Regions from separate parts of the Homo sapiens genome. Here all the other regions are linked to region 3. The links are chromatin loops, found by intact Hi-C in ENCODE. Cell type or tissue: heart left ventricle. All regions are shown on one strand. Region 1 has its middle 6.7 kb from the start of SYT13. Region 2 overlaps TSPAN18 (tetraspanin 18). Region 3 overlaps TP53I11 (tumor protein p53 inducible protein 11).

What was found. A loop is a pair of places that touch in the nucleus more often than their neighbours do. Peaks named below come from ENCODE experiments on the same cell type or tissue, not always from the same donor. Only the 100,000 strongest peaks of a DNase experiment are listed, where the experiment ranks them.
Region 1: a loop joins it to region 3, with 2.7 times the contacts of the local background. A loop is called at or near these places in 61 of 110 quality-filtered maps.
Region 2: it touches region 3 in a loop (4-fold over the local background); 2 of 110 quality-filtered maps call a loop at or near these places.

The regions. Positions count from the first base shown.
Region 1 is chr11:45,289,014-45,297,013 of GRCh38, forward strand. No RefSeq gene overlaps it. Among named protein-coding and RNA genes, the nearest start is that of SYT13, 6.7 kb to the left of the region's middle. In heart left ventricle, a CTCF peak has its summit at 4,759 (motif pointing left); a DNase peak (open chromatin) is centred at 4,728; H3K27me3 peaks cover 1,795 bases.
Region 2 is chr11:44,870,277-44,878,276 of GRCh38, forward strand. The region is part of intron 3 of TSPAN18 (tetraspanin 18); the gene reads left to right. Among named protein-coding and RNA genes, the nearest start is that of TP53I11, 77 kb to the right of the region's middle. In heart left ventricle, no CTCF peak of the experiment used is centred here; no DNase peak of the experiment used is centred here.
Region 3 is chr11:44,936,292-44,944,291 of GRCh38, forward strand. TP53I11 (tumor protein p53 inducible protein 11) reads right to left here. Exons shown (of 7, transcript NM_006034.5): 2 at 1,916-2,075; 3 at 1,264-1,322; 4 at 1,013-1,061; 5 at 512-608. The coding sequence starts at 2,044. Among named protein-coding and RNA genes, the nearest start is that of TP53I11, 11 kb to the right of the region's middle. RefSeq lists enhancers at 32-632, 2,203-2,916, 7,023-7,671 and a silencer at 397-486. In heart left ventricle, a CTCF peak has its summit at 3,529; a DNase peak (open chromatin) is centred at 350; H3K27ac peaks cover 1,341 bases.

The DNA.
Region 1 (8,000 bases), 350 kb after region 3:
AGACAGAGCAAGATGCTTAGGAGGCATCTACGAGGCTGAGGGATGGATCTTTGAAGGTTCCCCAGCCTCTTGATGAAATGTTCCCATTGTTATTTTGATCAATATTGTACATGTTAGATGTTTAAATATTCTGAATAATCACTCTGAACTTCTAAGGTACTAAAATGCTTTTATCTGGAGAAAAGGATTTCAAATATAGGAGGTTCTCTTATTTAGCAAACATTTGTGGTGTCTACATATGGTGCTATGCAGGAGGGAGGAAAATATACCAGCGGAATAACTGAATTTTAACATTGCAACGATTTCAGATATCACCTGTGGAATCCTTTTATTTTACCAATAAGGAAACGGAGATTCAGAGACATCATGGCTTGCCCAAAGAGTAGGAGTTAATGACAACTGGGATGGTGTTTTAGGTCAGGGTAAACTGGATTCTGCTGCAGTAACAAATAACTCAAAATGTCAGAGATGAACTCAATAAAAGCGTACATCTCCCTCCTTTCTCAATTGAAGGAGGGTCAGATGACTCATTTGGTCAGCTCTTCTCCAGTTGGTGACTCAGGAATCTGGGCTGCTTCTGTCTTGTGATTCCTTCACTTCCAGCCATGCAGGGAAGAGAAAGAGACTTGAGGACTACTTGTGGCATTCTAGAGGACATGGCTGGAAATGGAGGACACAGAGCACCCCATTCCACTGGCCAGAATTTGGTAACAGGACAAATGTAACAGCAAGAGAGGCTGGGAAATGCAGAGGAGAATGTGGAGATGTGTGAGCAAAAGTACTCCTGCCACAGAAGCCAGAGCCTTGTCTAGTGTATATTTCTCTAATTTATTCACTCATTCAGCAGATGTGAGTTTCTATGACCAGGTACTGTGCCAGGTGATACAGCAAAGAGAGTGAGTAAAACCAGGCATGGTCTCTCTTGCCATGGAAAGTTTATATTCCCATGGGGAAGACGGGTGCTCATCATTCATCACACGTGTCAAATTACAAATGTGATACAGGCTAAGAAGAAAAGGTGAATGTTAGAGACTTGACTTGTTCAGAAATATCACAGAAGGCTTCCTGGAAGAAGTAAGAATTGAGCTGAGGTGTTGAAGAATAGAGTTAACTCAGCAAAGAAAGAGGGGAGAGCGTGCCAGGCAGAACAACAGCATGTTCAGCGGTCCTGTGATGGAACAGCACAGTGGGGATGGAGCAGCGGTGGACTGACCAATCAGCTCTCCAGAAAAAAAAAATAGGATTTTTAGCATTTGTTGATTTTTCTGGTATAAAGTAACCCCACCATGGTCGATTTCCAGCTACCAACAAATTCCTGAATATTTCCCATTGGCTCTTGTGAGCTTGGAGGAGCCAGTTTCAGCACACAACTAGGAGAGTGTGACTGAGCCTGAAGGAAGAAACAGGGGCCAGACAACAGGGCTCAGAGGCCATAGTGGAAAGCCATTGCATGTTTTTAGGCAAAGGAGTGTGATATAATCAGAATTGTGTTTTTAAAAGATTCCTGGCCAGGTGCAGTGGCTCATGTCTATAATCCCAGCACTTTGGGAGGCTGAGGTGGGCAGATTGCTTGAGTCCAGGAGTTCAGTATCACCCTGGGTAACATGGGGAAACCCTGTCTCTAAAAAAAAAAAAAAGATTCCTCTGGCTAAAGTGTTGGAAGGATTGGGGAGGAACAAAGTGACAAAGTGGGTGCTGGTGGACTAAAGAGGAAGGCATAGCGGGCACCCAGGGAGAGAGGCCATGCTTCCCTTCAGGAATGAGGAGTTCATGGCAGGCTGAAATTGTTGACAGCAGAAGGAGAGGGCAGGTACAGTGTGGGCAAGTTACTTTTCCTCTCTGGCCCCCAGTTTTCATCTCTGTGCTGCTAGCTCTCTCATTTGATGACTTTGCAGGTTCTCCAAGCTGGACCATGACTGACTGGGTGTTCCCCAAGCCCAAGTCCCTTGCCAAAGGTGAGATGTGCAGGAGGAAGTTGCCTGGGATAAGGGGTGGAAATTCTGAGCCCCACAGCAGGTCTTGCAGAGCCCAGGAGAAAAGAGATACTGACAGTGAGGAGAGTAAGTAGCGCAGCTCAGTCCAGACCCAGGTGTGAGGTCCGCTCCCAGAACTCCCGTTGCTGATTCTGAGCAATTCTGGGCTGTATCTTAAGGCACAAAGGAGAAAGGGGAAAAAGAGACTGGGGAGGCCTGATCCAGAAATCCAAGTCTTTGAATAGCAGGAAACTCTTCTGGTGTTGCAGCAAATTAAAGTGTTACTGTATTAACCACTAGGTAATCAGCTGCCCTGGAATGGACTTTTCAACAATGCAGGATTCTTTCAAATCCTAATTCCATCTCAGCACAAGATAAAGCCACACTTTCTAGTGCTCATGGGCATGGCTCCTTGATTCCCTTCCATTTATTCTGAAGCTAATCTAAAGGCTCCAGTTGGTTATAGGCTTCTGGAGTGTACAACAATTACAAGACATCGTCTGAAGGATTTTGCCTGCCATATGAGAAGGAAGGTTAGCATTTTTTTTTTTTTTTTTTTTCAGAAATGAGGTGCTTAACCTGGTGGGGCTCATGTGAATATAATAAAAGCAATTCTCTTTTCCAGAAGAATGTCTGAATGTTATATATATATAATTTCGTATGTAACTCTAAATTGTTCAAGGATCATATGATGCCTTGAACCGCAGATTAGAAGTTTCTAGAGTGGTTGAAAGAAGAGTGGACTTGAAATAAGAAGAAATGGGTTCAAATCCTTTGTCTTTGTGTGTACTAAGCAGTGTGATTCATTGGCAAAGTAACCTTGATATTTTGGAGCCTTACTTTTCTTATTGGTAAAATAGGGGCAGTCATCTCTACTTTATAGGGATGTTGTGAGGATGGCCTAAAGCGTAGTGCTGTACAAATAACAGGATTCTCAATTAATGTTAATTTTAAAATTCAAATGATCTCATTTGTTCCTGACCCTCTAATTTCTTAATAAAGCATCTTGGCTTAGTGAAAATAGTGGGTATTGAAGTCCCACAGGTATGTGTTATTCTAGCTCTATTGCTTATTAGCTGGGAGTCTCTGGATGGACGAATTAGCTTAAACTGATTAAACTTTCATTTATTTGCAGAAAGTGGGTGATAAATGATTTGGAAATGTGGTTGCAATTATTCCCTTTCCTGTGTCCACACCCTTTTGCAATGTGACTTTGCAAAGAGGTTGAGTCTATTGATCCACTTCTTAATCTGGGCTGGCCTTGTGATTTGTTTTGGCTAATTGACTGTGGTGGAAGTCACATCGTGCCAAATTCTAAGCCTAGGTCTTGAGAGATCCTGGAAGATTCCATTCTCCATCATAGAATCCTGCCCAGCCACCATGTAAAGAAGCCCAAACTATCTTGTAGGAGGATGAGAGATTAAGTGAGCTTGTTATTCCCATGACCCCAACGCAAGCCAGTTCCCGGAATCAGAGCTCATGACTGAATCCGGATAAAACTAGAAAACCCACCCCGCTGAGCCCAGCCAAAGAGCCAACCCACAGAAAAATGAGCTAAATTAAAATTATAAGTCATTTTAAGCCACTAAATTTTAGAGTGCTATGTGTCAAGGGCTGATACAAATGGGGAGATGATAGTCTCCTTGACAGGATTGCTGTGAAAATACGTAGCGCTAATTTCTGTAAGCGTAGGGCCTGGCACATGGAAGCTGCACAACAAATGGCTTGGATTATCATTCCTGGTTCCCAAAGGCAGTGTTACCAGTACTTCCAGCAATGCCTAATAGATACACCAGCTCATTAACAATTGTACAAGAATCAATCTTACAGACTCCAACACTTGAGAAGGGTACAAAATTAGTTCTCTGAACCAACCTCCACTCAACCAACTTTCCAGATTGGCCCAAGCTATCCACTCCTTCTGGAGAACTTGCTGCCTGATGCCCTCAGCCTCTTCTCTCATTGCTCTTTTTCCCCCTCCAATGGAGTCGTCTACTCACTCAAAGAGTTAGTTGTGTCTGTCTCAGTATCTTTTTATGCCAGTTGATCTCATTATTGATTTATAGACTTTAATTAACTGATATGTAAACTAATGACATAGAAGTATAAAGGAAAGTTAGTTCTGTGAGAACTAAGGTGAGTGCTTTGCAAAGACCCATTAGGGTAAGTTGCTTTTAGAACTGCTGTTAAAATAGATATGAGCAAGTTATCTGTAAAAGGTTGGGACAACTCACAAAATTCTAGAAGGACGCTGCCATCAGATTGCCAGGAAAGTGTCTCCAAGTTCTTCCTCTACTGCAGAGAATGCAGGACTGGAAATCATAAATGAGGCATCATGGATATGCACACAAGGTAACAGTGCTAACGTTTATTAAGTGCTTCCTACACATCAGGCTTGGCTCTGAGCATTTTGTCTGTACTAATGTATTTAGAAATTTAAAACGTTTTGACACAGAGTCTAATCATCAAAATTTGGGGAAACTAATGCAAACTATGATTTAGATTAAAATACAATGTTTAAAGTGTGTGTCATTTTGAACTTACAGAAGTATAACCTACAGATGAAAAGTGCATAGGTCATAAGCATAGCATGGTGGATTTTCAAAATGTGAACTCATCTGTTTACCCAGCGCCTAGATCAAAAAATATAATAATAGTCACATCCCCCAAATTCTTCATGTTTTGTTTCTAGGATTCCCCCATTTTAAACGGCATTTTTAGATAGACTGAGCAAGAATACTCTATGGCGGGGAGGAGGAACCACCAGCACTGCCCCACGAATTGGAAGATGCTGCCACCCGGAGGATGTGGAGGGAAATGAATCCTCCCCTAGGTCTTGACTCCCAGTCCTTTTTTTTTTTTTTTTTTTTTTTTTTTCCTTTTGAGACGGAGTCTGGCTTTATTGCCCAGGCTGGAGTGAGTGCAGTGGCACGATCTTGGCTCACTGCAACCTCCACCTCCTGGGTTCAAGCAAACCTCCCGCCTTAGCCTCCCAAGTAACTGGGATTACAGGCGCCTGCCACCACCCCCAGCTAATTTTGTATTTTCAGTAGAGACAGGGTTTCACCATATTGGCCAGGTTGACCTTGAACTCCTGACCTCAGGTGATCCACCCACCTTGGCCTCCCAAACTGCTGGGATTATAGGCGTGAGCCACCATGCCCGGATGACTCCCAGACCTTTACCTCTCCCTATGAGGCCTTCTTTGCCCTTTATGTAAAATTACCAGCTCTCCACCCATTGTCCCATCGCTCCCTGTTCCCCATCGCCTTACTTTTTCAAACCCTTAGCACGTGTCATTATTTAATATTCCTTCTAATTCTCCTTACCTGTCTAATTTATCTTGCTGATGATCTGAGTTCCTCTTCTGGAATAGAGGCCCTAGGAAGGCAGGCGTAGGGCCTGAGTTGTCTAGCAGTGTATCTCCAGCCCTAGAGCAGTGCCTGGCACATCACAGCACTTCAATACATATGTCAAGTGGACAGACAGGAGCCCTGTCCCTGACCCACAGCCCTGCCCTGTGGGCCCTAACCCAAACCCTGAGGCTTCACTGCACCTTCACACACAGCCCCTTTGCAAGCTCACACCACTGCTCCCCTTCTCCCCATACCTTGTGGTGGTGGGGTGGGGGGGCAAAGGGAGAGTCCAGAAACCCCTGGCACTGTGTAAACTGCTCCAGGGCTGAAATGGGAGGAGCCGTGGCCAGAGCCCCTGGCCACTCTATCCTGTGTCATAGCCTGCGCTAGTGGCAGGCAAGCTGGAAACTCTCACTGTGTCGTGGTTAAGCCAGATCAGTCTACCCTCCAGTGAATTCGAGTTCCACAAAGGAACCAGCTGGGTGGCCTCTGACAATGCACTTTATCTTGGTGGGGCTCAGTTTTGCCATCCATTAAATGGAGAGAATGAAGTGATACAATGGGCATGATGTGGTTCACACAATGCCTGGCATGTGGTTGGCACTGTACTATTGGAAATTATTACCACTATTTTGAAGGGTTAGGGCTGAAAGGAAACCTCAAGGTCCTATAGTCCAGGAGAGGCACTTTTCATTGTTATTTGAAAACTCCGCTATAGTTTTATGTGGGAATTCAGAATAAAAGACAGGGTGCTGTGATGGAAAGAAGGTGGGGGAAAGAATCCCCTGGGATCACTGCATCCCCGAGCCCTCCTCCCCACTGTACACACCATCAGCCTCTAGGGACAGTCAGAGCCACCCCCAAAGCAGTGTGAGACCACCGATGGTGATCTACAGCCTCGTTTTACAGATGAGAACACCAAGGTCAAGAGAGGAGATTTCTGAGCTGGCTCCCAGGCCTCCTGACTCTGTCTAGGGTTCACTTCAGGCTCTCTGCTACTTCCCAAGCCATTCATGGGTTTATTTCTCAGCTGGTTAGTGAAGGGCCCAAGGGGAAAGTGAGCTCTTTTCACCTTACTCAAATCAGGGTGGGCTTCCAGATGGAGCAGGAGGAATTTGGGAGACTTTTGACAAAGACTTAATAGCATGTTGGAGAAGGAATCTCAGACCCAAAATCAAACTGGTGAATTTGTGGAACTTTATAGGCAAAGCCAGGGCCAATGTGGTGTCATGGAGCAGATACCAGAGGCAGTTGGGGAATTATTGTGAAAACAGAATCAAATAATCAGTGAGAAGTACTTTGAAGATTGCTTAAGTGCTAGATAAATGACAAGATGTTTATTGTAATCCATATCATCATTACACTTTATGTTAATCAACCGGCCTGGAAGTTAATTCTAATTAGGAAGAGATTCAACACCATGAATAAACATTACTTGGAGTGGTCTGCAAAATGCTGATTTCCAGGCCCCAACTCAAGAGAGGCTGATTCAGGGATCACCCATGGGTCTAGTGTTGAAGATTAATAAAATCTGAACCTTCATCCTTTGCTCCAGTTCTGTCATAAAAACTGAGTTATTTATTTATTGCTCATAACACTAATGACATTTCAAGTCTTGGCCTCAAACTTTCAAGTGTTCATAATTAACATAAACGTCTCAGGAATGAACAAAGGCAACATTCCCTCTCTTTGACAGCTACAGTGAGAGTAAGTTCTTTTCATTTTTTATTTTTGCAAACAATCTGATTAGATGCAGTGTAAAACTGAGATCATTTGTGAGAACATCCATCTTAGTTTCTGTGCAAGATAGAGACATGTGGAATGTGGCTGACTCTCTTCAGGGATGGCCGTGGATTCCTTCACTCCCTTTACATGGAGAGGCAGTGCCCAATTTCCCTCACTTTTGGTGCGAACTGGCCTTGGTGATTTGCTTGGCCAACAGAGTGTGGTAGAAGTGACGTTCTGAAACTTTCTAAACTAGTTCATAGGAAGCCTCTCAACTTCTGCCTGCCTGACCCCACTGGCACCCTCACTCTGTGTGTTCTTTCTCAGAGTTCAGCTTCTTTTTTAAAATTTTTATTTTTATTTTTATTTTTTTGTGGGTAAATATTAGGTGTATATATTTATGGAGTAAATAAGATGTTTTGATATAATATAAGCATGCAATATGAAATAAGAACATCATGGAGAATGGGGTATTCATCCCATCAAGCATTTATGCTTTCAGTTAGAAACAATCCAATTATGTTCCGTAAGTTATTTTAAAATGTGCTATTAAGTTATTATTCACTATACTCACCCTGTTGTGCTATCAGATAGTAGGTCTTATTCATTCTTTCTACTTTTTATGTACCCATTAACCATCCCCATCTCCTCCTTAATCCCCCACTACCCTTCCAAGCCTCTGGTAACAATCCTTTTACTCTATCTCCATGAGTTCAATTGTTTTGATTTTTGGATACCACAAATAAATGAAAACATGCCATGTTTGTCTTTCTGTGCCTGGTTTATTTCACTTAACCATAATGATCTCCAGTTCCATCCATGTAAATGACAGGATCTCATTCTTTTTTATGGCTGAATAGTACTGCATTGTGTATATGTACCACATTTTCTTTATCCATTCATCTGTTGATGGATCCTTAGGTTGCTTCCAAATCTTAGTGCTGTG
Region 2 (8,000 bases), 66 kb before region 3:
CCAGTCTACTCTGTGTATCTATAGATTTGCCTTTTCTGGACATTTCATGTAAATGTACTCATACATCATGTGTGGAGGTGGGTGGAGCAGTGTCTGCTCAATGATATGCCTGTCTCCCCACAGCCAGCTAAGGCCAAGGCAGAAGTGTGGTTTCTTTTTAAGAGTTGGAAGAGCTCATCGAGGCCCCTGAGTGCAATTTTTACTTCAGTGCAAGAAAGAAATCCTCGGTACCAATCTCCACACTGAGACCCCTCTGACATCTGCTTGAATACACCTAGTCAGCAGCTCACTACTTGCCAGAGACTACAGGAAATTCTCAGATCCTGATCACATAGAGTGCCAGGCCTGCTGGTGTCATTTGATCTTTGGTTTCATCCTTTGAGATGGAATCATTTTACAGCTCAGGAAATTGTAGCTCAGAAAGGTTGAGGCACTTACCCACAGTCACACAGAGGATGGCTGGATTTAAACCCCACGTCTTTTTTATTTCAAACACATTGTTTAACACCTGCACCACATTTCAGCTGTTAAAGATGTCACTACACTCCATTCTGCTGGGGGACTACTCATCTTTGTATTGGGGTTCACTCTGTCTTATGTTAATGACTTCTACTCATCGTTTCTAGTTTTGCTGACTAGACTCACACAGATCACCAACCTGAGAGTGGAGTGGCATAGAGACTGGAGAGGAGGAAGGAAGCAAGGAGGACTTCCTAGAGGAGGTGATGTCTGAGTTGGGACTTGAAAGATAAGCAGGAATTAATGGGCAGAGCTTGTAGGGAAGAGTTTCCAGGGACTCTTAACTGCCAGCTCTTAAATATTTCACAACTGCTTGAGACTGGAGGGAACTGTCTAGAGTATTTACTCTTGCTGTCTGTCATTTGCAGTTTGGGCTATTATAACAAAATACCATAGACTAGGTGGATTAAACAACAAATATTTATTTCTCAAGATGCTAGAGGCTGGAAGTCTAAGATCAGAGTGCTAGCATGGTAGGGTTCCTGGTGAAGGCCATCTTCGCCTTGTATCTTCATGTGGCAGAGAAAGAGGAAGCAAGCTCTCCTGTCTTTTCTTATAAGGGCACTAATCTTATTCATGAGGGCTCCATCCTCATGACCTAATTACCTCACACCTCCAAATACCATCACATTGGGGATGAGGGTTTCAATATATGAATTTGGGGGGACACAAACATTCAGTCCACAGTACTATTTATTCTTCCCCACACATCACCAGTAAGTGATGGTCCAGCAGCAGTGCTTGATTACCTCCAAAGACAGGGAGCTTACCACCTTACCTGGGAACCTGTTCCATGGTGGAGCAGTTCTGATTCTGCCACGACCAGCAGAACATAGTCAGTCCCTCTTCATACCACCAGCCTTCAGGATGCTGGGCCTGGCAGGCGGGTCCCAGAAGCAGCTTGAAAGTCTTGGCCAAAATGTGCCCTGTTCCTTCATCCATTCTTCCCAATGTGTATTGCTTGCTATAGATGCTGCTCATGCCTGCACACCTGCCTCAGGGATGCCCAGCCCATACCCTTGGACTTGGAGGCAGGTTCAGAGTAGTGGTTAAAAGCCACTCACTATGCCCTCATGCAATCTTTTCTCCATGCACAGAGACAAAGCAAGAGAGGGAGCTCTGTAGTTTCTCTTCCTCTTTTTTTTTGAGACAGAGTCTCGCTGTGTCACCCAGGCTGGAGTGCAGTGACACAATCTCGGCTCACTGCAACCTCTGCCTCCTGGGTTCAAGCAGTTCTCCTGCCTCAGACTCCCGAGTAGCTGGGATTACAGGCACCCACCACCACCACGCCTGGCTAATTTTTTTTTGTATTTTTAGTAGAGACAGGGTTTCGCCATGTTGTCCAGGCTGGTCTCGAACTCCTGACCTCAGGTGATCCACCTGCCTCGACCTCCCAAAGTGCTAGGATTACAGGCATGAGCCACTGTGCCCAGCCTCTTCCTCTTCTTATAAAGATACCAATCCTATCAGATTAAGACCCCATTCTTATGATCTGACTGAACTTCAGTTGCCTCCCTAAAGGTCCTATCTCCAATGAAGTCACGTTGGGGGTTAGGGCATCAACATATGAATTTGGGTGTATGGAAGCATAATTCAGTCCATAGCATGCACCAACCTCATAGGGTTGCCACGAGGATTCACTGAGTGAATGCATGTAAAACATCAAGTGCAGTGCCCGGCACATGCTAAGTGCTGTGCTAGTGTACGCTATCAACAGAGCACTGAGCATTATGGGAGAATCCCCTTTCCATCCTTGCTGCAAGTCTAGACCCTGTGAAAGCCTAATGAATACAGTTCACATGTTATTTAATGATAGCAGGTATCTATATTGTGCTTACTATATGCCAGACTCTGCTTTAATGCTTTACATAAGTTATTGAAGCTTCACAGCAGCCTTATGAGATCTATACTCTTAGTATCCTTATTATACAAAAGGGAACTGAGGCACAGAGAGGTGAAGCAACTTGCCCAAGGTCACACAGCCATCAAGTGCCTAGTAAGTTAATAGCACACAGTTAAATAATATTATAGTTAATATTAAGTAATATTTATTAAGTGCCACCTGCCCAGCCTGGGCACAGGGTGCCTGTGCTTCAGAGGAGATAGATCCATGACCAGGCAGTGGCAGGACTGCATGCTGAGTGTTCCGACAGGGCAGACCCAGGGAACTGTCATGGAGCCCAGGATACCTAGGGCTGTGGCACCTAGCCAGGCCTGGAGAGACACCAGGGAGGGCTTCCTGGAGGTAGGAATGTTTCAGCTGAAGTCAGGAAGAAGATGGTCGAAATGCTTGGATAAGGGGCTGGAGGTGACAGTATGTGGTTGTGGGTTGTTGGAGGACTCAGCCAAAAATTTCCATTCTAAGATATTCCAGTGGTCCCTTGGCAGCACAGGGGCCCTGCATAGCCTAGAGACCCTGGGGTGGCCCAGCACTTCGTGGCAACCTGGGGGTTCCATGTTAGTTCAGGGAATTTCATGGTGGCCCAGATTTTTTTCCAGCACTCAAGGGACCTATGTGGTCTGGGCACACCATGACAGCCCAGAGATTCTGGATAATCCCAGGAATGCCACAGCAGCTTTAGGAAGTTGCAGACATTTTGGACCCTGGGGATTCTGTGACAACCCCAGAGATTGCATGGCAGCTCCAGGGTTCTGTGGCCCTATTCTTGTGGCTGCAGAAAGAACAATATGCAAACTCATAGCAGACAAACCCCTTGACTGGGGACAAAGAAAGCAGCATGGAAGGGACTGTACCCAGTGATGCATTTTACAGGGCTTAAGTCTAAGGAGGAAATTCTAAGGAGATGTGGCTGAAAGCCCAGTCCCTCCAAGGCCTGGGGAAGCTGAGGGGTCTGCACTCCTTAGGGTTTATTTCCTTCTGGGAAGCTGAAAATGAGCCACCTCGAGGAGGTCTGTGGGGAGTGCTGTCCTGACTTGTAGGCATGTGACTTGAAGAGGACTTAGGATGTGCCTGTTACCTGGATACAGAGGCACTGGTCCTCAGAGCCCTCTGAGCAGAGCATGGGGCAGAGCCCAGAGGGAGCTGTTATCTGTGAAGGGAGCTGGCATTCCTGGACCTACAGACATGAGGATTGGCCCCTCAGGGGGCTTATATGATCTGGGCCCTCCCAGGCTGGCATAGCTAGGTTTGTTCCAGCTCTGCCTCTCCAGGCCAGCTGGGTGGCTTCACCTGTCCCCACCTTGGACCCAGCACCCGCAGCCTGGGAATGGCCCTACATCTGTTTCTTAGGGGGCTTCAGGAGTTGAGTGGGGTGGGAAAGACCCCTGTATAAAAGCATGAGGACACATTCCTGCTCCACCATGGAGCCGTGCACTCCTGGGCAAACTCCTTCACACCACTGAGCTTCAATTTCCTCATCTGTAAAAAGGAGATGGGCCTAGCACGGTATGGGACATACAGTAACCAATGTTAGTTTCACCTCCACCTCTTCCGCCTGATTCAGAGATGGCAGCCAGGTGACCTGGGCATGGGGAAAAGGGTGGGTCTCAAGTGGAGGGCCCATCTGGCCCCATAATAGTCAATGGTCTTTGTGCCTTTGCCTCTGGGCAAAACCTCCCTCTTCTACCCTTGGAAGAGCCAGAATGATCACTCCCTGTGCCAGGCACTCGATGTCATTTAGCCCTCCCTCTAACACTGTGAGATAGTACTATAGCAATCCCATTTTACAGACAAGCAAACTGAGGCACAGAGAAGGCAACTCAGCTGTCCCAAGTCACAGAGCAAGGATTCATGCCCGAGTCTATCTTGATTGCAAAGCCTGGCACTAATCACCTCTCTTCCCTGGTATCCTTCTAAAAACACCCCAGGGAGAAAGAGGAAAATGGTGAGATGGGAACCAGCCGGAGAACTAATTGCATGCTTGGTGCCTGGGTAGGGGGACATCTTTGTCCCTCAGGTCTATGGCTGGCCGGGCCTGGCAGTTCCCAGTGGGGAAGCTGTGAGGAGAGGCTGGGGCTGGGTTCCACCCAGGCTGGCTCCTGATCCATTTGAGGATCTTCCAGCCCTCAACAGCATGGAGCCTGCTGAGACCACGCTCCTCCCTTTAGCAACCCTTTTTCAGAGAATTCCACTGGAAGAGGAGGGACGGAAACAGACATAACTGGAGAGAAGGAGGGGTCCCGCAGCCCACAGACCCATTTTGCTTTTCCAACCAAGTGAGAATCAGCATTAAATTGGGGGCAGAGGGGGCAAGACCCACTTCCCCTGCTCCCCCGTAGTTACATCTTCCCCAGGGCTGGAGCAGCAGCTCCATGCAAGAGTGAGAGGCCTTGGACCAGCCCCTTGCAGAGGTACATTCTCCCCCGTGGGGCCCTCCCAGCCCATGTGGGCCTAGAACACCAGACAGCCCAACTCACAGCCAGCTTCTCTGATGCCACTGCCAAATACCAGACCATTTACCAGGCTTTTCCAGAGAGCTGGTGTCCCCAACCAGACCTCTAAGCCTGCAATTAGGCAAGCAGCAGAGGGCTTAGCTTTCTCTGGGTTGTGGGCATTTCGGTGGGAAAGATAAGCTTGGTTTGGATTAAGCTAGAGCATAAAATAATATTTATCCTCAAACAATACTCTCTGGCTGGGAGCAAGTCTGGGCCTTGGGGCTTCGGAGGCTAGGGGCTGCCGAGGGATTTACCACCTCCCTCCAGGTCACCAGGAAATCTTACCTACCGACCTTCCCTCATCCTAGCTGGTTGCACAACCCAATTCACAGTGCTTGCTCTCATTACGAAATGGAATTGAGAAGATGTTACAGCATTCAGCACGTAATTATGTGCAGAGCACTTGCCCTGTGCAAAATTATCTCATCAAATCCTTGTAACTACCTTGGGAGTCGAGCTTATTGTCCCCACATTGATCCAGACTCAAGTCCCAGCTCAGTCATTTCTAGCTCTTGGCCTCAGAGAAGTGGCTTCATTTCCTGTGAGCCTCAGTTTTTTGCCTGTAAAATGGGAGTGATAATAGCTTTCTAAAGTGTGCTTAGGAAGATGAGCTAGGATTTATATAAAACGCCTCATCCGTGCCCTGGTGCCATAGTAGTACTTAATGAATGGTAGGTGATATTATAAAATCTTAGTGTTTCTGGTAAAATAGGCCTCAGGTATGTGAAACAACCTGGCTGGAGTCACAGAGCTATTCAGTGGCAAAGCTGAGATTCAGACCCCAGGTGGTGGGCCCTGTGGGAGCCAGGCCTCCAACCAACTGGTCAGGAAAAGGCCCAGGCAAGAGCTAGCCTGGCCTGCATGGGGCTGGGGGTACCACTCAGACACAGCCTGGAGCTCCGGAGAGGAAGGACCCCTGTGCTTCCTGTCCCCAGTCCCCTTTTGTGGAACAAAAGTTCTTCTGTTTTCTGTTCCTTATCCCATACCTCAGTGACCTGTGCCCCGGGGACTGGGAGAAGATCACCCTGGCTCATTCCCCAGATGAACAAAGGTGGGTCAATGCTGTCTCTGAGAGGACAGGGGCTGACTCCAGGGAGGCGGGTGTTATGTGTCAAATAGGGTGTGTGCCAGCGTCCCCAGCCTGGACACTGTAGAAGGCACTCCTCTGAGTTTTAGTGACCTTCGCCACATGTGACCTTGCTGTGTGGCCTGAGGAGATCCCTGTCCCTCTCTGGTCTTTGTTTTCTTATCTCCAAAGTAAAGGCATTGGAAGTAAACAGAAGGGACCACTGCTTAGGCTGGAGAAATCAGGGAAGGCTTCATGGCTGAGGAGACATCAAGCTGGGCCTTGGAGTGTGAGAAGGAGTTTTCCAGGCTGACCAAGGAAGAAAAGGTATTGCAGGCCCAGGTTGTAGCACCATCAAAGACACGGTAACATCAGAGTATGGGGTTTAAGTGGTGGGTGGCTCTTTTACAATGATTTGTTTTAATTACATAAATAATACATGTTCCTTGTTGTAAAAAATAGAAATCATTTGAGTATGAAGAATAAGATAAAAATCACCAACAGTCAGCTACTCTTTGGTACTGCTTCAGCTTTTTTTAACATGATTGGGAAAGTGGCTTGTAAGCTCCCTGATATATGGAGACTCTCAGCTTCTGGGCAGGCAGCAAAGAATAAAGAATTGTCTTCTGGAAGCAGAGCCAGGCCACAAGTCCCAGACAGACAGACAGGGTTTCACGGAGCTGGGACTGGGAAGAGCCCACCAGGAGCATTGGTGCCTCCTCCCCCAGGCCCCTGCAGAGCCTGCAGCGGACGCCAGGATGGAGGGACTTCTCCGCCTCTGAGGAAAGGAGGCCCAGAGGGAGGATCTTTGTGTGCACAAATGCAGCCTGTGGGAAGGGCCATGCACTGCCGCTTCTGGAAGTCCCTGGGCCTGTCAGCTGACAAAAGTGGCCATCCCGCTGCCAAACAGTCGAGGGGTCCCCATAATGGCTTCACTGTGGTTTCCTACGACGTCTGCAGGGTATGGCAGGCTGGGGCGGGAGCCCGATGACATTGTGAAGTCACTACTGTGATCTTGCCAGTTCTCCAGCGCTGCCTTTAAAATGTGGTTCATCTAATGGACATTGGGTGGGGTTGGGCAGGGGCAGTGTATGGCCCAGGAAGAGTGACCTGGAGTGGTCTGTCCATGGTCATTCGAGGGGAGAGGTGCAGGCTGCAGGGATCTCAGGGTCCATTCCTTGGGCTCCTGGCCCCGTTCTCCCATCCCCAACACAGAGAACGTTTTCTAGAAGCCTCAGCCAGGACCCGCTCAACTAAATAAAGGAGTGAAAGCAGCCCATGAGGACCCCCCGCCTCTGCTCCTCTGTTAGATCATCTCCCCGGGTGTCCAAGCATCTGGGGCCTCAGAAAGCCAGAAAGGGAGGGGACGGGGAGAAACAGCCAGGTTATGGTGACCACCTGAGCCACCATCATCTTGGCTACGAAAATAGGATGGGTTGTTCCACTTCGCCCACAGCCCCTGTGAAGCCTGTTAACGGTAATTACGAAGTTAGGAGAAATTCCCAGGCCTCCTAATTAGTGTGAATAGGGGCTGGGTAAGCTAGTCGTGGGAAAATAGATGTCTTTGTTTGCATTCTTAAGAGGAGACCACGGCTTTCTACCTTTAGGTGTAATAGAGCTTGGCTCTCTTCTCTCCCTCTCCCCACTGCTCCTGGCCTAATACCCTGTACTGTGGACAGGCACATAGTTGCACATACCCACTCACCACCATATCTCCTGTGTGTGTGCACGTGCACACACACAGACACACGCACACACAGAAGCACAATAGACTGCATCTTTCCATCCTGAATTAAGACGTCATCTGGCAAAACAAACACCAAAAACCAAACAGCATTTCAGCCATGCTTCCGGCCCCACTGACAATACCATTAAATGCCCCTTCCCCCAGCTCCACCCCAGACACCCCAGGGGACTCCTTCCCAGGCCTCCCCAGATTAGACTGTGTTAACAAACCATTACGTGTTCCAATTAGAGCGGCAGCGGACCTGGCTGGCCGGGCGTGTAAGAACGCTCTCCT
Region 3 (8,000 bases):
GCCATAGAATATTTCGTAGAAATAGAGGCATATTACCTATGCTGAGCTTTAAAAATTGTAATTCCAAATCCTAACGTGTGCATCTCAGGTTAGAGAGGAAACAGAAGTGGTTCAAACAGAAGTGGCTCTGGGGATAAAATAGGGGGGGTGCGAGGGGTTTTGCAGACACTGAATTGATCTGCCTCTCCTCTAGGCTGTGAATTCCTAGAGGCTGGGCCTGGGCTTCCTCCATCTCTGTACCACAACGCCCAGAGGCAGTGCACACACTTATGAGCGCTCCTTGCAGATGGTGGCGACTGCAAGCTCCAACCCACTGGGTGTATTCCACCAATGGCCACAAGATGGCAGCACATCCCCAGCAGAGAGCTTCATCAGAGGCCGGGGTGTGGGCGCAGCATCTGGCCGAAGAAAGGAAGGGGTGCCCGGGCACGGACCCCCGTGCTCTCCTCAGCCCCGCTGGGTCTCCCAGCTGCCCGTCGCCTCCCCCAGGGCCCGCCCCAGCAGTACTCACTGAGGAGGGCACCGCCGTAGAGGCGGATGGGGGTCTTGCTGGTCACCTGGGCTCCATCAAAGACCGCATCATAGAGCTGGTCAGGGAAGGCAAGCGCCTGCGGGCAGCGAGAGGGGCTCAGAGGTCCCGCTTGGGAGAGGGTGGGGGGTGACAGCTGATGCTTCCCACAGACGTCTTCCTTCCCCGCCAGGAGCAGGATCAGCATCCTTGGGGGCAGTCCAGGGTCTGGACCCAATTGTCCCCACCCGCCCCCATGCCAGGACAGAAAACTCCAGGGTTCCTGGGAGAAGGAGTCAGGCCACAAACCATGGGATCTAGTGTGCTCCTGGAGAAGGCACAGGCGTGGCAGTGTAGGAGTCAGGTTCTCGGAGGCAGCCCCAGAGCCTGACAGATGGGCCCCTGCACGAGGGGCCAGGATGGAGGAGGCACCTCTGGTGAGCCAGAGAAGGGCTGAGGGAGCCACACGGGGCCAGATCTCAGGGGCTGGGGGTGGGGGCTCACCATGATGGCAATGCCGGAGAAGAGCACAGCAGAGACGAACTGCCAGACCCTGGGAGGCGTGGAAAGAAGATCACAGCCCTGCCCCAGGGGACCCTCCCCTCTCCAGCCCAGATCCCCAGGGATGGCAGCTTTGGGGAAGGTAATGAGACAAAATAAAATCCAGGGACCAGGCCAAATGAGGTGAGGTCTTATGCATTCTGCCCCACCGCCGCAGGCCTTCCCCTCCCCCAAAAAGTCAGGTAAATGCTCACCTGAGCCCCAAAGGCTCCCGAATGGTAAACTTGATTTCATTGCCTAAGACCTGGCTGATCTGTGGACAGAGGGGGTCAGAGGCAACCAGGGTGAGGGCAGCTCTCAGCGCCCCCACTCGCTCATCCTCCCAGAGCCCTGCACACCCAGGGACCAGCCTGGGCACCTCAGCTTGGCCAAAGGTTCCCCCAGGTGGGGAGGGTCACATGAGGCCACCCCCTCTCCTGCTTCCCCTTGACACTAGGATTTAAAAGAAGCTGAAAATATGATGGTGACGTATGAAAGCTCAGGGCTCTGCCAAATGCAGACTTGAAGCCTGGTCCTGCCACTTACCGGTGTGGCCTTGGGCAAGTTGCCTAACCTCTCTGAGCCTTTGTTTCCTCATCTATAAAATGGGTGAATGATTTTACAGTATCTGCATCTTCTAGTGCCAACAAGAAGATTTAAAAAGCAACTGCTGGAAAACCGGGCACGTAATAGGCACTTAATTCTAATGATCTCGTTATTCCCCTGGCATTGCTGTTACATTTCTAGGAAAATCAGCTAAGTCCTAGAACTCCTGCGGCTACCTGGGCCTGGGCTAACCTTCTCCCCTAATGGTGGGTCAGCCTGGCCTCCCCAGTGGGTGCCGGAGGCCCCTGCTCTGCACCCCACCTTGGAGCGATGCACCTCCCCGTCGTCATCCTCCCCGCCCACGCCGAGGATCTTGCGGGTCTTCAGGCGGCTCACGAGGTCCGTCTGGCTGTGCTTCTTCATCAGAGGCGGGGGCTGCTTGGCCGCCATCTTCTCCTCCAGCCCGGCCTCTGCAGAAGGGCTGAGGGGAGACACCGGCCTCAGGCCACAGTTCCTACCCAGCTTCCAGACCCTAGGGGAAGGGGCCTGACTAGCGGAAGGCCACACCCCACACCAGGCCTGCTGAGGCCTCCCCACGAGCCCAGGGCAGTAGGGGGAGTACAGCTGGCTTCCTTGTCAAATGGGTTGAGGAAATGCTCTCCAGGCCCCTGAGGCTCTGGGAGCTGGTCTGCTGTAGGTGGACACAGCACACCCCATCTGACAGGTTGCATGGTGCCTTAGAGCCAGCCCTGGAGGCATAGGGCCCAGGAGAGGGCATTTGGGTCTGGATGGCGGCCACATCCAAGCTTCCTGGGGGGATGGGGAGGAAAGGAGCCTGGATTCATGGGGCAAATGAGGTTTAGAAAAGGGGAGGGTCTGTCCAAGCCTGGGGCAGGGGCTTCTGAGTTCTGGGGTTTGGGCCCCCACCAAACTTCTGCCCAATCCTGCAAGCCGGTGAGCCCCTCTCCCGTCTCCCTGCCACCCCCCTTCAAACCTGCCAAGACCAAAGAAGGGGAGGGGGTGCCCTCATACCCAGCAGAGCCAGAGAAGGCTGCCAGGGGTGTTGACGGGGACACTAAGGTGGTCTAGATTCCCTGCTCAGGCCTTGCCCTCCCGGCCATCAGCCCCCCACCAGCCCCTCCCGGCACCCCAGGTCTGCCCATGATCCTCCCCAGCCCCCCACTCCCCCACCGCCAGCAACATCTTGGACCAGGTTGGGAGCACCTACTGCGTGCCAGCCCCTGTGCTGGGCAACTGAGATGCAGAAAGAAGCTGAGTACCTGTCGCGTCCTCAGTCAGCCAAATCTATGCAGAGGAGACAGCAGTGTAAACGGGGTGAGGTGAAGCCTCAGAGGCTGGCTCCGGGGTGGCCCTGGCTTCTCTAATCACAGCTGCCCTGCAAGATGGGCGCTATTGACGGCCACGCTGCAAATGAGGAAACCAAGCTCCCGGGGTTTCAATGCCAACCAAGGTGAATAACGGTCGTGCCACTTCCTACCTCGGACCACTTCCAGAATCTCATTCCCACTTGCACCCACCCTCTGGCAAGGCAGAAAAGCCATCCCCATCTACAGACAGGGTCAGAAGCCACTGGGCCCTCTAGCAGGGGACCCTGCTGTCTCAGTGCCCTGTGGCCCCAGGCAAATCTCACCCTCCTGCCCCAGCCAGGGCTGCCAGAGGCAGAGTGCGGGGATGTCCCCGGGTCACCTCCCATTTTTGAGCCTCCTGGTGTCTTAAAATAAAGCACCCGAACAAATATCAGAACACAGTTTCAAACTGTGGGGTCTGTGAATAATGTGGCTGTAGACCGGATCAACTAGGGAGGCAGTATACCATGTCGCATTGGGAAAAAAAACTGCAAAAGTTGCTATTGGCGGTCTTTAGTGAGTGTGATGTCATTTCCAGGCCAAACTACCCTCCTACGCCCCCTGGCTTTAGTTCCTCATCCACAAAAAGGAGTGGATACGCCTTTCTCCTCCCCACACACAGGCCCCATGGTGAAAGGAGACAGCGGCGGGTGGTAACTGTGACGGCAGTCCCACACCCGGCACACAAGAGACTCCCGGTTAATGCTTCGGTGTGTGCCAGCCATCAGGACAGGAGGCCAACCCTACCCTGCCAGGGAAGCCAGGGCCTAACCTTTCATCACCCGGCTCCTGGAGGGCCCAGGACGCCGTCCTGACACCTCAGCTGCTAGCCACTGCCTTCTGGTGAACCCAGATAGAAGCTACAATTAGCCACGTCCCTCCCGTGGCCAGGCGAGGCTGCCCTGAAAGTCACTAAGCCACTGGTGAGAACCGGGTCCTTCACCTGTTCCTCAGCCAAGGATGTTGCCTGGCCCACGCCCTTCCTCTTCCAGCCTCCCCATGGCCTTTTATCTTTTAATACATACAGCAAAATTGACGGGCTTCAGTTGTGCAGTTATTTGAATGTTAGCACACGTATAGATTTTTGTAGCCACCAGCTCCAGATCAAGACAACGAGCAGTTCCATCACCCCAAAAACTCCCTGGCGCTGGCCACTCCCTCCCCTCACACCTCCACCCTGGCAACCACTGATCTATTCTCTGACACTATGGCTTTTGTGTTTTCAAATATGCCATGTAAGTGGAATGATAAAGCGTAGAACCTTTTGAGGCTGGCTCCTGTCATTGAGCAGAATGCCTTTGAGATTCCTCCAAGTCACTGTGTGTATCAAGAGTCCGCTCCTTTTTATTGGAGAGCAGTATTCCCTGGGGTACGTGTAACAGCTTGTTTATCCATTCGGTCACTGAAGGCCATGTGGGTTGTTTCCAGTTGTTGATGATTATGAATAGAGCTGCTACAAACCCGCGTTTCTGTGGGACCGTAAGTTTTCATTTCTCTATGTAAATGCCAGGGGTGGAATTGCTGAGCTGTGTGGTACATCCCTGTTGGACTTTCAGAGAAAGCATCAAACTGTTTCCCAGAGCAGCCATGCCACTGCGTGTCCCTGGCAATGCAGTAGTGTTCCAGTTCCTCCACATCCTCACCAACACTCGGTAAGGTCGGTCTTTATTTCAGCCCTTCTACGAGCTCCTCCTGGCTGGTTAACCCCTCTCCCAGGCCAGACGTGCTGCCTCCCTCAGTCCTGCCTTACCTCTTCCTGCTGTGTGGCCTTGTGCTCTGAGTCTCGGTTTCCTCATCTGTGAAATGGAGCCATCATTCCCACTTCCTAGGGAGCCCGGGGCAAAAAGAAAAGCTCAGAGCACTCAGCAAAACACCTGCACATTTGCCTGAGGAATCCGCACTTAGTGAGGTCTACTGTGAGCAAGGTACATGGGTGGTGGGACAGGCCCCCTATCCTGAAAGAGCTCCCAGCCTTGGCCGGGGGAGGGGGCGCTGATCTGCTAGCCACTGATTAGAGCAAGTTACTTTTCCTCTCTGAGCTCCGGGGTCCTCATCTGTGAAACGAAAACAGCCAACCTCACTTTTCCCCTACAGCTGGTCTCAGGAGAAACAAAATAATGGACAGACAGTGCTTTAGAAAGAGCCAGCTCACTGCTCAAGCCAGAAGGCCTAATGGGTAAGTGCTTAACTGCTGAGGACGCTCCCTGGATTTGAATCCCAGATCCATCACTGCCTGGCTGTGTGCCCGTGGGCAGGTCAGTCACTTAACCTCTACGTGCCTCAGTCTTCCCAGGTGTAGTTGGGAAAATAAGGTGTCCTATCTTATAGAGATACTGTGAGAATAAAAGCTGTAATCTCCATGAAGCCATGGGGAAGTGCCTGGCCCACAGCAAGTCCCCAGTGAAGACAGGCAATTATCAGACACAGACACTGCCACCCTCCCCAGGCCTCCCATGTGGCAGTGGCACCAGGATGGAGGCCATGGAGGAGTAGGAAATGGATCTAACTAACACTTCTTAACTTCTCCGCCCCACTGGGCAAAGCCCCAGATCTCAGTCCCCGGGCACAAGGCTGGCGCTCAGCCACTGCCCACCAGGCCCAGGCTGTGTCCACGGCCCACCTCCGAGGGGCAGAAGCTTCCAGGCATTGGATGCATTGCTTTCCTCTGCCTGCTGACCCCTCTCCACCAACACATGCACACACACGCACACTGCACACACAGTACACACACACACACACCACATATACACACCATACTCACGCCACACACACACCACACACCACACACATACACACCACACACACCACACACATACCACACACACACCATACAAACTACACACACCACACAATACGTGCACACACACGCCACACAAACCCACCACACATACATCACACACACCCACCATACACAATGCACACACAAAACACACACACACCACACATACCCACCACGCACACACACCCACCACACACCTACCACACACCACACACACCCACACACTACACACACCCACCACACACATCACACACACCACATACCACACACCACACCCACACCACACATTACACACCATAGACACCACACACACACACCCCCACAACACACCACACACAACCATACACACACACCACACAAACCACAAACACCACACACACACCACACACACACACCATACACACACACACACACACACACACACACACACATACACACACAGAGCATTCCCCTCTGCATCCCAGGACGGAGTCAACAACAGCTGCTGCAAATCAACGGCTGTGGGACGTGTCAGTGCCCACCTGCTGGGGCTGGGAAGAGTGGGCACTACAGTGTCCTGGACAGAATTACTCATGGGTGGGACAATCTTCATCCACGGGCACTGCCATCAGACATCTGAGCTGGTGGGAACCACTGTGCCCACCTCCCAAGCCCACCCTAGCAGGGAGGGCATCACTCACAAAGGGCCCATGTGGCCCCACAGAGAAAATGGAATCTTGACCTCCAGGGAGGAGGGCCCCACACCCACCTTCCAGCACAGATAACTGCTCTGAGAACGGCGCTCCACCCCTACTTCACCCCCAGGACTGGGCCCTGCAATGATCAGATCCACCCAGCAGCCCCTCACCTGCCCCACTGGCGAGGCAAGCTGCACACACCCCTGAGGTCTCCCCTTGACCTTTCCTCCCCTTCAGGGCCACTCCAGGTGTTTATTTCAGGCCTAAGTGAGGACAGAAGACTCCACCGTGCACTATGGCCAAACCCCGGCTTTGGGGGCAGGGGACCTGGGTTTGAGTCTTGGCTCTGCCCTCTTGCCAGCTGCATGGCTTTGTGCAAGTCACTACACCTCTCCTAGCCTCAGTTTCCCCTCTTGTGAAATGGGGGTAGTGAGAACGCTCACCTCGCAGACGTGCTGGTGGAGAGAGAAAGAAGGAGTGCACGTGGGCACCCATGGGGAAAGTGCCCTGCCCAGGGAGGAGTCTGGCCCTCCTTCCACTTCCCTTTCTCCACTCAGCCGTGCACAGTGGAAAAAGCCTGCCATCAGTGCTGTGAAGCTTCCTGCTCTGCCCCACTGCCTTCTGAAGGGCCCCCGGGGGTTTCCCCCAGGAGCCAGGCTGCAGGAGGCTGGGGGCAGGGGCAGCAAGGACAGCCACTCCTCCACCCACATCACCTGTCTGGCAAGAAGGGAGGACATGGCTCCTAGGGCCCAGGCCTGGGATCCTGAACCTTTCCCTTCTGCCCTGCCAGCTGCTCTCGCCCACATTCCCGATCAGCCAGCAAACCTTTCAACAGTGGTTCTCATTGCTGACCCTTTACACAAGTGAGAAGGTCCCTGGGACACTCTGTCCCCCCACCATGCTCCTTGTTCCTCCAGGCTATCTTGCACACAGCCCCTCTTCCCAGGGCCCTCCCAGGGCACTGGGTCCTCATCCTCCTCTGGACTCTCACGGGTCTCAGTGTCTGCAGCCACTGGCCACTTATAGCCTCTACTCCTGGTCATTTCACGGCAGTTTGACTCCCCAAGACCAACCAGTCTGAAGGTATGGCTTGTACTGTGCTCCTCCGTGTATCTCCCCGTGAGGCTGGGGTGCACAGCAGGCACTTTGTCAACACAGGTGGAATGAGCAGCTGTCAGGCTAAGCCCAACCAGCACACTCAGAAGCCCACAGGTTAGACGTGGCGGGCTGAGGGGAGGCTGTGCCCCAGGCCACATGGAAGCTGGTGGCATAGGGCAGGAAAGGGCTTTCCAATTAGGCAGAACTGGGTTCAAAAGTGGCCACTCTCTGTTGGTCAGGTGGCCTTAAGCGAGCAGTCTCAGCCCTCAATACAATGGGGATCACACCACAGCGCCTTACTTGCCTTACTCATGGGGTGCTGAAGACTCCAGGAGATGGGGTGCAAATGCTCTTGGCAGAGGACCTGGCAGTGGGGGGTCTGGACAGCCGTGAAGGTTAGAGGACTGGATGAGAACACTGGCCTCTGACATTGCCCCACCTCCTCAGAAAGCTGTGGCATCACTCGCAGGGGAGTGCCCCAGGGC